2 separate regions of the Homo sapiens genome follow, and region 1 is linked to region 2. The links are chromatin contacts, found by Hi-C in ENCODE. All regions are on one chromosome and are shown on one strand. The core of a region is the stretch at or near the end of the contact, and the rest is flanking DNA. Distances in the headings are between cores, read along the strand shown. Region 1 overlaps POM121C (POM121 transmembrane nucleoporin C). Region 2 holds the start of POM121C (POM121 transmembrane nucleoporin C).

What was found. A loop is a pair of places that touch in the nucleus more often than their neighbours do. Pooled maps may share reads with other maps.
Region 1: a loop to region 2 is called in a pooled map, with 2.5 times the contacts of the local background. The contact joins the enhancer-like site here to the promoter of POM121C in region 2. A Hi-C loop is called at or near these places in 1 of 50 pooled maps.

Annotation. Positions count from the first base shown.
Region 1 is chr7:75,423,494-75,429,968 of GRCh38, forward strand. POM121C (POM121 transmembrane nucleoporin C) reads right to left here. Exons shown (of 15, transcript NM_001099415.3): 8 at 2,869-2,960; 9 at 2,142-2,215; 10 at 1,581-1,702; 11 at 1,033-1,135; 12 at 556-732. Among named protein-coding and RNA genes, the nearest start is that of TRIM73, 31 kb to the left of the region's middle. Within about 2 kb of position 4,363, at least 10 of the 41 ENCODE cell types and tissues checked have a DNase peak (open chromatin) inside an H3K27ac peak, as active enhancers do.
Region 2 is chr7:75,480,540-75,487,596 of GRCh38, forward strand. POM121C (POM121 transmembrane nucleoporin C) reads right to left here and starts at 5,760. Exons shown (of 15, transcript NM_001099415.3): 1 at 5,325-5,760. RefSeq lists enhancers at 5,068-5,147, 5,485-5,984 and silencers at 5,428-5,497, 5,518-5,667.

The DNA.
Region 1 (6,475 bases), core at 3,113-5,612, 58 kb before region 2:
AGATATACTTTATTTGCCTACTAAGCTCACCTGCCAGGCGCTAAGAGCACACAACTATGAATGGGGAAGTCTCTGCCCTTGAGCAGGGAGGGTGCGTACGAACCCCAGGTTACCGTCTGATAAAGAGGTGTGCGCGCGCAGTGCCGTGAAGGCCTGGGCCGGGAACACCAGCAGCCCTCAAAGTGCTGGAGGGAAAGGAAGCAGTGTTGTTCTGGACCAGTAGTTCTGACAGGCAAGGATATCCTGACCACGCCACCACATTCACACTTCAGAGGTGCTGCACCGGGAAGATCATTCTCATCTGACAAATGAGGAAGGCGAGGCTCAGGGCAGCTAAGCCAGGCTTCAGATCCTGAGCGTCGCAGCACCCCTTCTCTAACACTTCCTGATGTGGGCTCCGGCGCTGTTAAACGTAGGCCCGCTCCGGTGTGCTGAGCCAGGGTGCGTTCGGCCTGCAGAGCAATCTCCAGCGACTGACAGGCACGACGCCCTTATTCCAACCCAAGCCGGGGATGCTGCTCAGAAGGCTGGATCCACGGCCCCACTCCAGCTCACCTGGGCAGGGTGGCAGGCTCGGGGGAGTCTGCATCTTCTTCAAGCTCTCTAACAGTGGGTTGGTGCTTGGGGCCAGGAGGGAGGTGGGTGGGGAGGCAGTTGCAGCAGCAGGCAGGGTAAAGGTAAATGAAGGCTGAGTGGTAGGTGGGGTCTCAGTGACAGAGTTCGAGGCAGCATCTAAGAAAGAAAGAAAGGTGAAGCAGTCCTGGCTTGTCTGGGACTTCTTTCCACATGCCTGTCGGAGAGCAGGCTCTCAGCACAGCTCATGGAGGAATGTCTGCCCTAAATTGCAGTAGTCCCTGCTGTCCAGTTCCCGTGAAGACCAACACGGATATCTCAGGTGAGAAAGACCACAAGAAAACATGGAACTCTACTTCGGATTTTCCCAGAGAAACCCATTTTTCCAAACACCAAAATAAAACCAAAGAAAACAGACACCTGAAACCTCTCGAGAGTGCAACGATCTGTGCTCCTTACCACTCTTGTCCTCCAAGGCCTGGTTGAACCACTGTAATGAAGCCTTCTTCTCTAAGTCTAGGTCCTCGGCAGTGATCGAATAGCCAAGCTGGGGAGGTGGAGGCTACCAAAGAGAAAAAGAAGAAGTCAGGCCAATCAGAAAAAACGGGAAGGCTGGGCGTGGTGGCTAACGCCGGTAATCTCAGCACTCTGGGAGGCCAAGCCAGCTGGATCACTTGAGGTCAGGAGTTTGAGGCTGGCCTGGCCAACATGGTGAAACCCCATCTCTACTAAAAATACAAAAAATTAGTCAGGCGTGGTAGCAAGCGCCTGTAATCCCAGCTACTTGGGAGGCTGAGGCAGGAGAATTGCTTGAACTCAGGAGGCAGAGGTTACGGTTAGCCAAAATCGAGCCACTGAACTCCAGCCTGGGTGACAGAGGGATGTTGTCTCAAAAAACAAAAACAAAAATAAGTTAGAAAAAAAAACAGAAGAAACTTGTCCTTAGCGTTCCTAAGACTTAGGAGAGCTAAGCCGGGGAGGGCAGGAGTAGATGGACAAGACCATACCAAGGTCAGCTGTTCCCCTCGCCGAGAAGGCAGCAGCTGAACTTTCCGCTTACGCTGCCCAGAGCTGCCAGGTGTAGACTGAGAATTCGAGTTTTGTTTCTTCCTTGGGGTTGTATCTGCAGCTAAAGAAAGAAATCAAGACTCGTTTGCTTCCTTCCCTCTTCCAGAAATGGATGGTTGTGTCTACCCACTTCGCATTTCACACTGAGTTTTCAATGATGGTATCTCTGAAAAGATTCAATCTTCTATGGTTTGGTTGCTTGGATGGTGTTTGTAAGATTAAGGCGCGCACACAAACCGCTTACTGTGCAGTAATTACTGGGATCACCCACAGGTGACTCAAACTGAGCTTACCTCTATCCAATCGTTAGCCCCCATCTGTAGCCTTTCTCCCTCATCAGACTATAAACTTCTGAAGGAGAGGAAATCTCTCTCTTTGTATCTAACATGCCTTAGACATAGCAATGCTCAAGACCTTTTTTCAATAGGTATTAATCTCTACATCCTCCACAAATACCTCCACCACCAACAGCAGCCCCTCCTCCTGGCTCAGCAACCTACCCTTTTCTCCCTGGGACTCCTTGTCTGCTGCCAATGGAGTTGAAGAACTGGAATGATGACACAGCTCTTCTTCTCTGTTGGGAAAAAAGGAACAATTTAGTCTAGAAAGACTTCTTGGCTGAAGTATTAAATAATTTCTCACACCCTCCTAACTACCAAGTGGCCAACATCTAAAACAACCATCATTTAAGATCTCAGTATGCCAGGATAAAAAAAGTCAACAGGAAATTCCAACAGAATGAAGGGAGGCTGTTCACAGAGGCCATGAAGACAGTTTTTGTCTTAAAACAAGCACAAAACAATAATCTTCAAACCTTACTTACAACCTACCAAGTCCCTGGGAGTTCTAGACACAGATGTGATCCCTGAGGGAGTGGCATTCCAGCCAACTGCAAGCACCTAGGGGATCAGCTCGAGTCAAGAACCTGAAGGCGACTGCCCGCTGACTTGACTCTCTCTGCTCTCCACTCTGCATGGCCTCTGTGCTTGCACCCGATCCCTCATGCTGGAGTGGGAGGCGACAGCCAGAGGCCACTGGAGTCAGTATCCAAGACTGTAGGGATGATAGTTGTTCAGGTGGGTGCTGCATTGTCCCTCTCAGGGACTTAGTTTCTTTGATTCTCCAAGTCACAGCAGCACAAAGCCTAAGAGCCAGGTTCGTTTCCCACCTTTCCTCACCCCCTTCTGTCCACGTAGCAAATGAAAACTGCAGGAGAATGCCGAATACCTTATTTTCTTTGCTGGCCTCTCCGGTGTCTGGGAGCGGGATGAGGCTGGGCTAGAGAAGGGTGATGAACTGGGGCCATTTCTCTTCCACAGCTAAAAATCAAGAGGGACATGACTGAGCCTGCTGATAACTTAGCATCTGACCCTCAACATGACAAAGTCTCTTTTTAAGTGACTAAAAAAATATTTTTTATGGTTAAATGGTTAGTCATGCCTGTAATCCCAGCATGCTGGGAGGCCAAGGTGGGAGGATTGCTTGAGCCCAGGAGTTTGAGACCAGCCTGGGTAACATAGCGAGACCCCCGTCTCTACAAAAAATTGAAAAATCAGTTGGGTGTGGTGGTTTGCATCTGTGGTCCCAACTACTCAGGAGGCTGCAGTGAGCTGAGATTGCCCCACTGCACTCCAGCCTGGGTGACAGAGTGAGACCCTGTCTCAAAAAAAAAAAAAAAAAAAAAAAAATAGAAAATGAAAATGAAAAAAATTTGTTTGTGAAGAAAGACCCCTGAAAAGAAAGTCAACTGCCAGTATTAATTATGAAAGCAAAAAAAGAAAAGTCTATAAAAGTAATGGAATGTGAATAAAGGTAGAAGGGATGGACACACTTTTGCATATATTAGCCTCAGTAATGAAGAGCCAGGACACATTCAAACCTGTGCCAGACTGTCTACGGAAAGGATACAAGTAAATTAAAGAAGACAACCCAGTAAACTAATTTAGTCTTGCTTCCATTAAATTTTCGATTTTTCATTTAGTAACTTCATTTTAAAAATACGCTGTCATGGCCAGGCGTGGTGGCTCACGCCTGTAATCCCAGCACTTTGGGAGGCCAAGGGGGGTGGATCACGAGGTCAGGAGATGGAGACCATCTTGGCTAACACAGTGAAATCCCATCTCTACTAAAAATACAAAAAAATACAAAAAATTAGCTGGGCGTGGTGGCGGGTGCTTGTAGTCCCAGCTACTCGGGAGGCTGAGGCAGGAGAATGGCGTAAACCTGGGGGGCGGAGCTTGAAGTGAGCCAAGATCGTGCCACTGCACTCCAGCCTGGGTGACAGAGTGAGACTCTGTCTCAAAAAGAAACAAAAAACAAAAACAAAAACAAAAAAAGCACTGTCATAATATTTATGACTTTTGCAACAACGATGGCATTTATCATCATGTGATGATTATCCATACATCTGCCTCTTCCACCAGGTGAGTTCTTGACAGCAAAGATGGTGTTTTCATCTCTGCTTCCTCCACAGACCAGCAGCAAAGTAGATGGCACAGAGCGGACACTGCAAATAGTCTCGTAAGTGCTGAGCCTAATTACAAAGCCACTAAACTGTCACCTCAGACCGTCTTTCCTACTTGAAAAGCTGCTAGTGATTTCTTACCCAGTACCAGCTACATCATATAAGTACAAACAGGAAGCCAACAAGCTTAATAAGTACAAACAGGAAGCCAAGCTTAATAAGAGTTCAAAAAGGGAAAAGAGGAAGCTTCAGACAAGTGGTAAGCAGCAGAACAGTTCAGTGAGGCCATCATCAGGAAGCCGGGCCCAGGAGGAGCTTGAGAAGACTGCTCACGGCAATAACAGTTGAAGTTACGCTCAAACAGCAAGAAAGGCCAGAGCACAATGGTTTAAAAAACATGGGATTACAGGCATATAAAAGAGCAGAATACAAAAACTCATCAAAGGGATCCAAGGATTGAATATATAAGCGGCATTTTCAATCACTTCAGATCCCTGACACTACCTCGCTGGTTCTCACACGACGGCTCATCAGTCACCTGTGGAACTTTTTTTTTTTTTGAGACGGAGCCTTGCTCTGTCACCAGGCTGGAGTGCAGTGGCACGATCTCACCTCACTGCAACCTCCGCCTCCCTGGTTCAAGCGATTCTCCTGCCTCAGCCTCCTGAGTAGCTGGGACTACAGGAGCATGCCACCACAGCCGGCTAATTTTTGTATCTTTAGTAGAGATGGGGTTTCACCATGTTGGCCAGGATGGTCTTGATCTCTTGACCTCGTGATCTGCCCGCCTTGGCCTCCCAAAGCACTAGGATTACAGGTGTGAGCCACCACGCTTAGCCACCTGTGGAACTTTAAAAGCACATAGATGGCCAAGTGCAGTGGCTCATGCCTGTAATCCTAGCACTTTGGGAGACTGAGGCAGGAGAACTGCTTGAGCCCAGGAGTTTCAGACCAGCCTGGGCAACACAGAAAGACCCTATCTGTAGTTAAAGTAATAAAATTAAAACAAAACCATAAACCTTGCATTTTTGTTCACAATGTGCTCCAGACACTGAGGGATACACATCACTGAGCAAGCAAGGGTCAGAAATGCCAAAGGGGCCGGATGAGGTGGCTCATGCCTGTAATCCCAGCACTTCAGGAGGCTGAGGCAGGAGGATCACCTGAGGTCAGGAGTTCGAGAACAGTGTGGCCAACATGGTGAAACCTCATCTCTACTAGAAATACAAAAATTAGCCAGGTGTGGTGGTGCATGCCTGTAATCCCAACACTTTGGGAGGCCAAGGTGGGAGGATCACTTGAGCCCAAGAGTTTTGAGACCAGCCTAGGCAATATAGTGAGGTCTCTTCAAGGAAAAAAAAAAAAAAAAGCCAAAGGTGACTGTAATGATTAGCTAGGACTGGAAGACAACTGGTCAACTGGTTTAACAATTAGGGGAAAAAAGTTATTACTCCTCTACTTCATTGACTGTACGTACACACTCATTTCAGATATAACAAGACAAGGATGTTTATTATTATGTCTATTCAACTCAAAGTCCTAGCCAAGTGCAGTAAGACATAAACAGAATAAGACTGCAGAGGGAAGGAAAAACTCATTATCATAGACATGAGTGTATGTACTAAAATCCTAAAGAACATACAGATTTAGCAAACTTTCTGAATACAAAATCAGTTGTATTTCTAGACACCAGCACAGCCAATCACATTTTGAAGACACTATTTATAATAGCATCAAAACCATATACCTAGGGCCAGGCACTGTGGCTCATGCCTATAATCCCAGCACTCTGGGAAGCAGAGGCAGGTGGATCACTTGAGGTCAGGAGTTTGAGACCAGCCTGGCCAACAAGGTGAAATCCTGTCTCTACTAAAACTCCAAAATTAGCCAGGTGTGGTGGCGCATGCCTGTAATCTCGGCTACTTGGAACGCTGAGGCAGGAGAATCACTTGAACCCGGGAGGTGGAGGGTGCAGTGAGCCGAGATTGTGCCACTGCACTCCAGCCTGGGCGACAGAGCGAGACTCCATCTCACAAAACAAAACAAAAACCAGATACCTAGAAATAAATCTAATACAAGAGAAGTAAAACTTCTACAGAGATGAATTAGAGATAATGTAAATAAATGAAAGAGGTGGGACATGGTGGTTCATGCCTATAATTCCAGCACTCAGAGAGGCCAAGGTGGGAAGACTGCTTGAGCTCAAAAGTTTGAGACCAGCCTAGGCAACACAGTGAGACCTTGTCTCTACTATAAGTTTTTTAAAATTAGCTAGGTGTGGTGATGCATGCCTGTACTCAAAAGGCTGAGGCAGGAGGATTGCTTGAGCCTGGGATTTCAAGGCAGTAGTGAGCTATGATCATGCCACTG
Region 2 (7,057 bases), core at 4,510-7,009:
TTCTCAGGCATGCACAGAATTTTCCCAAGACAGATCCTGTTCTGAGCCATAAATTTAAGAGGTTCCATGTAGCATTCCAGACAAAAATTCACAGTCTAAATCTAATCATGAAGAAAGATCAGGGAAACCTAAATTTAAAGACTTCTATAAAATCATTGGCCTGTATTCTTCAAATGTTATAATGGCACTGTGGAACAAATCCGTATTAAACAGACTTAAAAAGCATGAAAACTAAAGGCAATTAACAGTCCTAGACTGAATCTTCTACCAAAAATTAAAAATTGCTATAAAGGAAATTATTGGGAAATTGGCAAAACTGGAAAATGAACTATAGTTTAGATAAAAGTATTAAATCAATGATAAATTTCCTGAATTCAATTACTGTGCTATGGATATTTAATATAATATTCTTGATTTTATGAGCTGTAATCTAAAACTTTATAGGGTAAAGAGGCATGACACGTTATACCCACTCTCAAATAGTTCAAAAAATATATATATATATATAAATATATATATATACACATACGTATATAGGCATATAAATGATTAATGTGGGAAAATGTTAAGAATGAAGTATCTGAACAAAAGGAAGTATCTGGGATTTCTTTGTAAAATCCTTGCAATTTTTCTGAAAATCTGAAATGATTTCAAAATAAAATGCTAAATAGAAAATAATGCTATCAAATATATATGTATATATTTGCTATCAAACATATATTATATGTATATATTTGCTATCATATATATCAAATATATTTCAAAAGGACTCAGAAACCAACTTAAAGGGATTCCGTCTGGCCAAAGATGGAACCACTTAATTTTCAAAAAGAATCACAACTTCTATGTACTGAAATATTTACTATCTGTTTAAACCCATGAGCTCATGATGGTAACAAAACAAAATACCCTCCTGCTTAAAAGCCTACTCAATATTTTAGAAACTGTCTTTCCTGCATGAATTACATAAACAAATAGAGAATAGAAATTTATCTTTAGAAAAGTATTCTAGGCCAGCCGTGGTGGCTCATGCCTATAATCCCAACACTGGGAGGTTAAAGAAGAGGATCACTTGAGCCCAGTTCAAGACCAGCCTGGGCAACATAGAGAAACCTGTCTCTACTAAAAATTAAAAAATCAGCTGGGCATTGTGGCATATGACTATACTCCCAGCTACTTGGGAGGCTGAAGTGGGAGGATCACTTGAGCACAGGAGTTTGAGGCTGCAGTGAGCCATAAACGTGCCAGCCTAGGCGACAGAGTGAGACTCTGTCTCCAAAAAAAGAAAAGAAAAGTATTTTGGCTAGTAAATAAAGAAGAAATGGTAGAATTAGCAGATCACCATTTTGCCTCCCCTAATGAAGGCAAATCACAGCAATAGTAAATCACAGCAATAATCAAGTCAATAGTTCTTAACTTCACAAAAACAAAGAAGGTAACACGTGCCTCCAGAAGTAGACAAATGCCACGTATGGTATAGTTGTGTGAAAAGAACTGAACATAAACCTGATTAGACTTCCAGATCAAACTACCAATTTTACCAAGGCATACAAGATATTTTTAAAAAATGTGCTAAAGGTGAAACAAGGGTAACATAATCCAAACTGAGGATAACCAACCCAGTTTCTTCAAAACAATGAGCACGCAGGAGACATACTATGGGAACTATTAAAAGATTTAACCCAACTGCCACATGTATTAAGAAAGACAGTATTATGGGTTATTCCTAGCCCCTTTTAAAAAGATTCCTTATTGGTCAGGTGTGGTGGCTTACACCTGTAATCCTACCACTTTGGGAGGCTAAAGTGAAAGGACTGCTTGAGGCCAGGAGTTTGAGACCAGCCTGAGCAATACAGTGAGAATACATTTCTAGGCCGGGAGCAGTGGCTCACGCCTATAATCCTAGCACTTTGGGACACCGAGGCGGGCAGACTGCCTGAGCTCAGGAGTTCGACATGCATGACACGGTGAAAGCCAGTCTCTACTAAAATACAAAAAAAATTAGCGAGGTGTGGCAGCGTGCACCTGTAGTCCCAGCTAGGCGGGAGGCTGAGGCAAGAGGATCGTGTGGGCCCGGGAGATTGAGGTTGCAGTGAGTTGTGATCACGTCTCTACACTCCAACCTGGGTGACAGAGCAAGACCCTATCTCAAAAAAAGAAAAAAAGAAACAAAACAAAACAGACTTCACCATTTAAAGACAAACAAATACTTACAGATGAATCTTTTTAAAAGCCAAGAAAAGAGAGACTCCATGGAGAAAATATCAGTTTGGAAGTAACGGATGTCAAAGGCAGACAAAGGGTACTGTGAGGAAGGGGCTAGGAAATGCCCACTGGATTTGACTGCAATTAAATCACTGGTCACCTTTACTGACTGACTTAGCAAAGTGAAAAGGACAAAACGAAAACACGGAGAAGTGAAATGAGAAACAGAAATGAGGAAATCTTCACAAGAGAGTAACTGTTTGTATTGTTTGCTGTGCAACCCGAACAAAAAGACGAACAAATATTTGACGGATGATCACGTCATTCATTCCCCCCATGATCTAGGACTCAACAGTAAAAACAGAATTGTTTACTTGGATCACGATATTTCCGTCCCTGGAAAAATTATATGCACCAAGTTCTCCTTGGGCAGCAGGCCCTCTGCTTACATAAGCACCAAGAATAAGCCATAAGTTACAGTAATTTAATGGTTGTTGTTAGGAAAGCTATCCACAATTATATCAACTTGAATGAAGAAATTTTTCCAAGTCCCAGAAAATCTTTTAAGTCCACAAGTAACAAAACTGGTTTCTCCTTATAATCAATGCAAACGATGTCATGGATGGTGATATGGTTTCGGTGTGTGTCGCCTCCCAAATCTCATGTTCAATTGTAATCCCCAATGTTCCCTCTTCCTCCTGCTCTGGTGATGGAAGATGCACCCACTTTCCCTTCACCTTTCACTTGACTGTAAGTTTCCTGAGGACTCCTCAGCCACGCTTCCTATGATAGAGCCTGCAGACGTGAGCCAATTAAACCTCTTTTCTTTATAAATTACCCAGTCTTGGTTATTTCTCTATAGCAGTGTGAGAATGGACTAATACAGATGGCATTTTCCTTTTGTGATGACTGCCAAGAGTATCAGTCCTAGGTGCGGCTCAATTTCAACAGCCTTAAAATATACTACCCATACATACAAGCTTCACAAATCATTTTTGGTGCTGATCTGCCACACTAACTATATTTTACAGGATAATGTCTATTTCCACATTCCCATTTTAAAGTATGAATCCTGGCTGGGCTCGGTGGCTCATGCCTGTAATCCCAGCACTTTGGGAGGCTGAGGCGGGAGGATCACCTGAGGTCAGGAGTTTGAGACCAACCTGGCCAACATAGTGAAACCCCATCTCTTCTAAAAATACAAAAAATTAGCTGGGCATGGTGGCCCACGCCTGTAATCCCTGCTACTCAGGAGGCTGAGGCAGGAGAATCACTTGAACCCAGGAGGTGGAGGTTGCAGTGAAGCGAGATCATGCCACTGCACTGCAGCCTGGGCAACAGAGCAAGACTCCATCTCAAAAAAAAGAAAAAAAAAAGTATGAATCCTTACAAACCTCTTAAAATGCATCATAAAATAAAGTTGAGGAACATATACACAAGCAGGAAAACTCACCTGCAATGTGTTCATTTTCTGCTGCTCTTGGAAACATGCAGAGACTGTGGCTGATAGACCTAGAGGGGCAGAAGCAGGTCACTGAAGTCATGAGGGCTCCGGCCTGCAAAGGCAGAAATCACCTGCATAAGAACCGCAAAAGAAAGCTCAATAGGCTAACACCCTGTGAACACTCAACCTGCAAACACTCAGAAGGGTCTAAAAGAGTGATACAGGGTTTCACCATGTTGGCCAGGCTGGTCTCAAATTCTGGCCTCAAGTGATCCGCCTGCCTGGGCCAACATGGCAAAACCCCGTCTCTACTTAAAAATAACAAAAAAAATTAGCCAGGCATAGAGTCACATGCCTGTAGTCCCAGCTACTCAGGAGGCTGAGGCACGAGAATCCTTTGAACCTGGGAGGTGGAAGTTGCAGTGAGCCGAGACCACGCTGTTGCATTCCAGACTGGGTGAGAGACACTGTCTCAAAAAAAAAAAAAAAAAAAAAAAGAGTGATAGGGGAAGCATGCGCCTGTAACTCTAAGATAATCAGGTAGTAATTAGATGAGTTAGACTCTCATGGGTAACATGACTCCTTTTACAAATAGTCTGCCATCATCATCAAATACAAGGCGCAAAAAGAAAAAAAATTCCCATTATACGGCTCATGTTTTTTGTGGTTTGTTGGTTGAGACAGGGTCTCAATCTGCCACCCAGGCTGGAGTGCAGTGGTGCATTCACGGCTCTCTGCAGCCTCGACCTCCTGGGCTCCATCCATCCTCCCACTTCAGCCTCCTGAGTAGCTGGGACCACAGATGCATCCCAGCATGCCTGGCGACTTTTGTATTTTTTGTAGTCAGGGTGTCCCCATGTTGTCTAGGCTGGTCTCTAACTCCTGGTCTCAAGGGATACTCTTGCCCTAGCCCCGCAAAATGCTCGGATTACAGGTGTGAGCCACTGCATCCCGCCCGCATTTTCTTATTGTCTCTTTAAACTGCTTAAAATAAAATAAGCCATAGGAATTGAGTATGTGAGCTCTCAGAAATGAAATGAATGTGTATAAAATATGGTTTTGTTTCTAAATTATCTAACTGAACTTGGTTATTGCTGCACCTAATAATCTTCTATTAAGAAAACTAGGATACGGGAGAAAGAACACTGGCCTGGGAGATAAGTCTCCTGGGTTCTACTATGAGCAGCTCTACCCACAAAGCCGGTGACCTGGTCAAGTCACCCACCTAAGGCCCAGTCTCTTCCCCTAGCAACTGAGGCAGCAGCAGAGAATCCCTGCAGACTGTTCCTGCATTACTACGATTCTCCCAGGGCAGGTCTAAGGGGGGGGATCAGCAGACACTTAAGTGAGAGAATAGAAGTGCTGACGGACGTTTAGAGGCGGTCGAAATCTGGAGCACGGAGAGGAGGAGGAAGGACTGTTAGGGGTTAGCGGGGAGTGGAGACGACGTCCGCAGCTGAGGGTGGTGACACCCTCCACGCCTCCGTAAGCCTCGTCCTCCCAGATCTTCCCATGCAGCACCTGTTCGGTGCAGCCGGACCCTGCCCTCAAACCCAACACATGTCTCTCCGGCAAGCAATCGGGACCCTCCCTCTGCCCCACACTCAAAGGTCCCCAACACAAGGTGACTTCACCCAGGCCCTTCTCGCTCCGGGCCCAAAAACCCAAGACTTACCCTCCTGGGGCTCCGCAGCCTCTGCCCCACGGCTCCCGAGAGGCCGGGGCGGGCTGCTGTCGCTGGCGCGCGCGTCTGCTCGCGAGGTCCCCTCCTGTCCACCTCACCAAGGCTGTTCTGCTCCCGAGGGGCCCGGGCCGGGCCTACGGGGCAAATCCAGGCGGGTGTCCTTCTCGGGGCCCAGATCCGCCTCCCTGGGGCTCCCGGCCCCTCTGGCCCCAGCGCCGCCGGCTCCGGGGTTCACGCTCGGGGGTCCCAGCTCGAGCCTCTACCCGGCCCGCGCGAACCCTGGGCCGCACAGCTCCCGCCCGCCTAGGTGCTGGTCCGGGCGGTCAGCATCCAGCCCCGCAGACTCGGTGATTCTCGTCCACTAGAAGCCAAAGCCTGGGAACGAGAGCAAGCGATGACCTGAAGAGGCACAGGAAGCGAGGGCAGTGCGGAGGTGGCGCGCATGTGCGAACACGCACGCAGGGAGAGGTGCACAAGCGCAGGAGTGCACCGGAAGTCCGCCTCCCGGGACACCCACCGCGGGTCCCAGGACAAGTAACGGACTCTATTTCCCAGGAGCCTACGCGCTCCCCCAGTTTTGGGGCCGTCTTAAATGTCTCTACCCTGCCTAAAGGTTAAGAAGCTCCAGGCTATGAGCTTTGGCAGCCCTGAACCCCGGACTGAACTTCACCTTTGTCTTTACTCCCTTTTAGGGTCAAATCCAGGGCTCCGTTACTGGGTCCTGGAGCCCAAGTCCTCTGGGTTAGAACGGAGTTTCCCATAAGGAGAAGGAAAGGAAAGGGTGTATCATGGTCACTGCTCTGAAATGCTGAGAAGTTTCACTCAAATACTGGGACAGGATAAATGCCCAGCGATGCTTTCCAAGGAACAAAAAGAAAATAGAATTTGTAGCTGGGCGCAGTGGCTCAAGCCTGTAATCCCAGCACTTTGGGAGGCCGAGGCGGGCAGATCGCGAGGTCAAGAGATAGAGATCATCCTGGCCAACATGATGAAACCCTGTCTCTACTAAAAATACAAAAATTAGCTGGGCGTGGTGGCGCGTGCCTGTAATCCCAGCTACTCGGGAGGCTAAGGCAGGAGAATCACTTGAACCTGGGAGGTGGAGGTTGCAGTGAGCCGAGATCACGCCACTGCACTCCATCCTGGCGACAAAGCGAGACTCCATAGCTTTTCTAGATCACACAGCGAATGCCTAAAAACCGTAGAGAAATAAGGACATACACACACAAACTGAACGAGGAAGAGATACCTGTGATCCTACCTTCCCCAGGAGGATTATGTTTAGGGTTAGGTTATGTTGACCAAAAAGAGTCAAAGTCTATAAAGAGTTTTATTCTGGGCCTCCTATTTGAGTGACCATGGCTGGTGACACAGCCTCAGGGGGTCCTGAGAACGTGAGCCCAAAGTAGTTGGGTTACAGCTTGGTTTTATGCATCTTAGGGAGACAGTAGTTACAGGCAAAGACATAAATCAATACATGGGAAGTATATGTTGGGTCAGCCAGGAAAGGCTTTCAGGTCACTAGTAGATTGAAAGACTGGCAGTTGGTTCAGAGTTAAGTGTTGGCTGAACAGCTGGAAGACTACATAAAGAAATGGGCCATTGCGGTGGCTCATGCCTGTATTCCCAGCATTTTGGGAGGGTGAGCTGGGAGGATCCCTTGAGGCCAGGAGTTCAAGGACAGCCTGGGCAACACAGCGAGACCCCCACTTCTACAAAAAAAA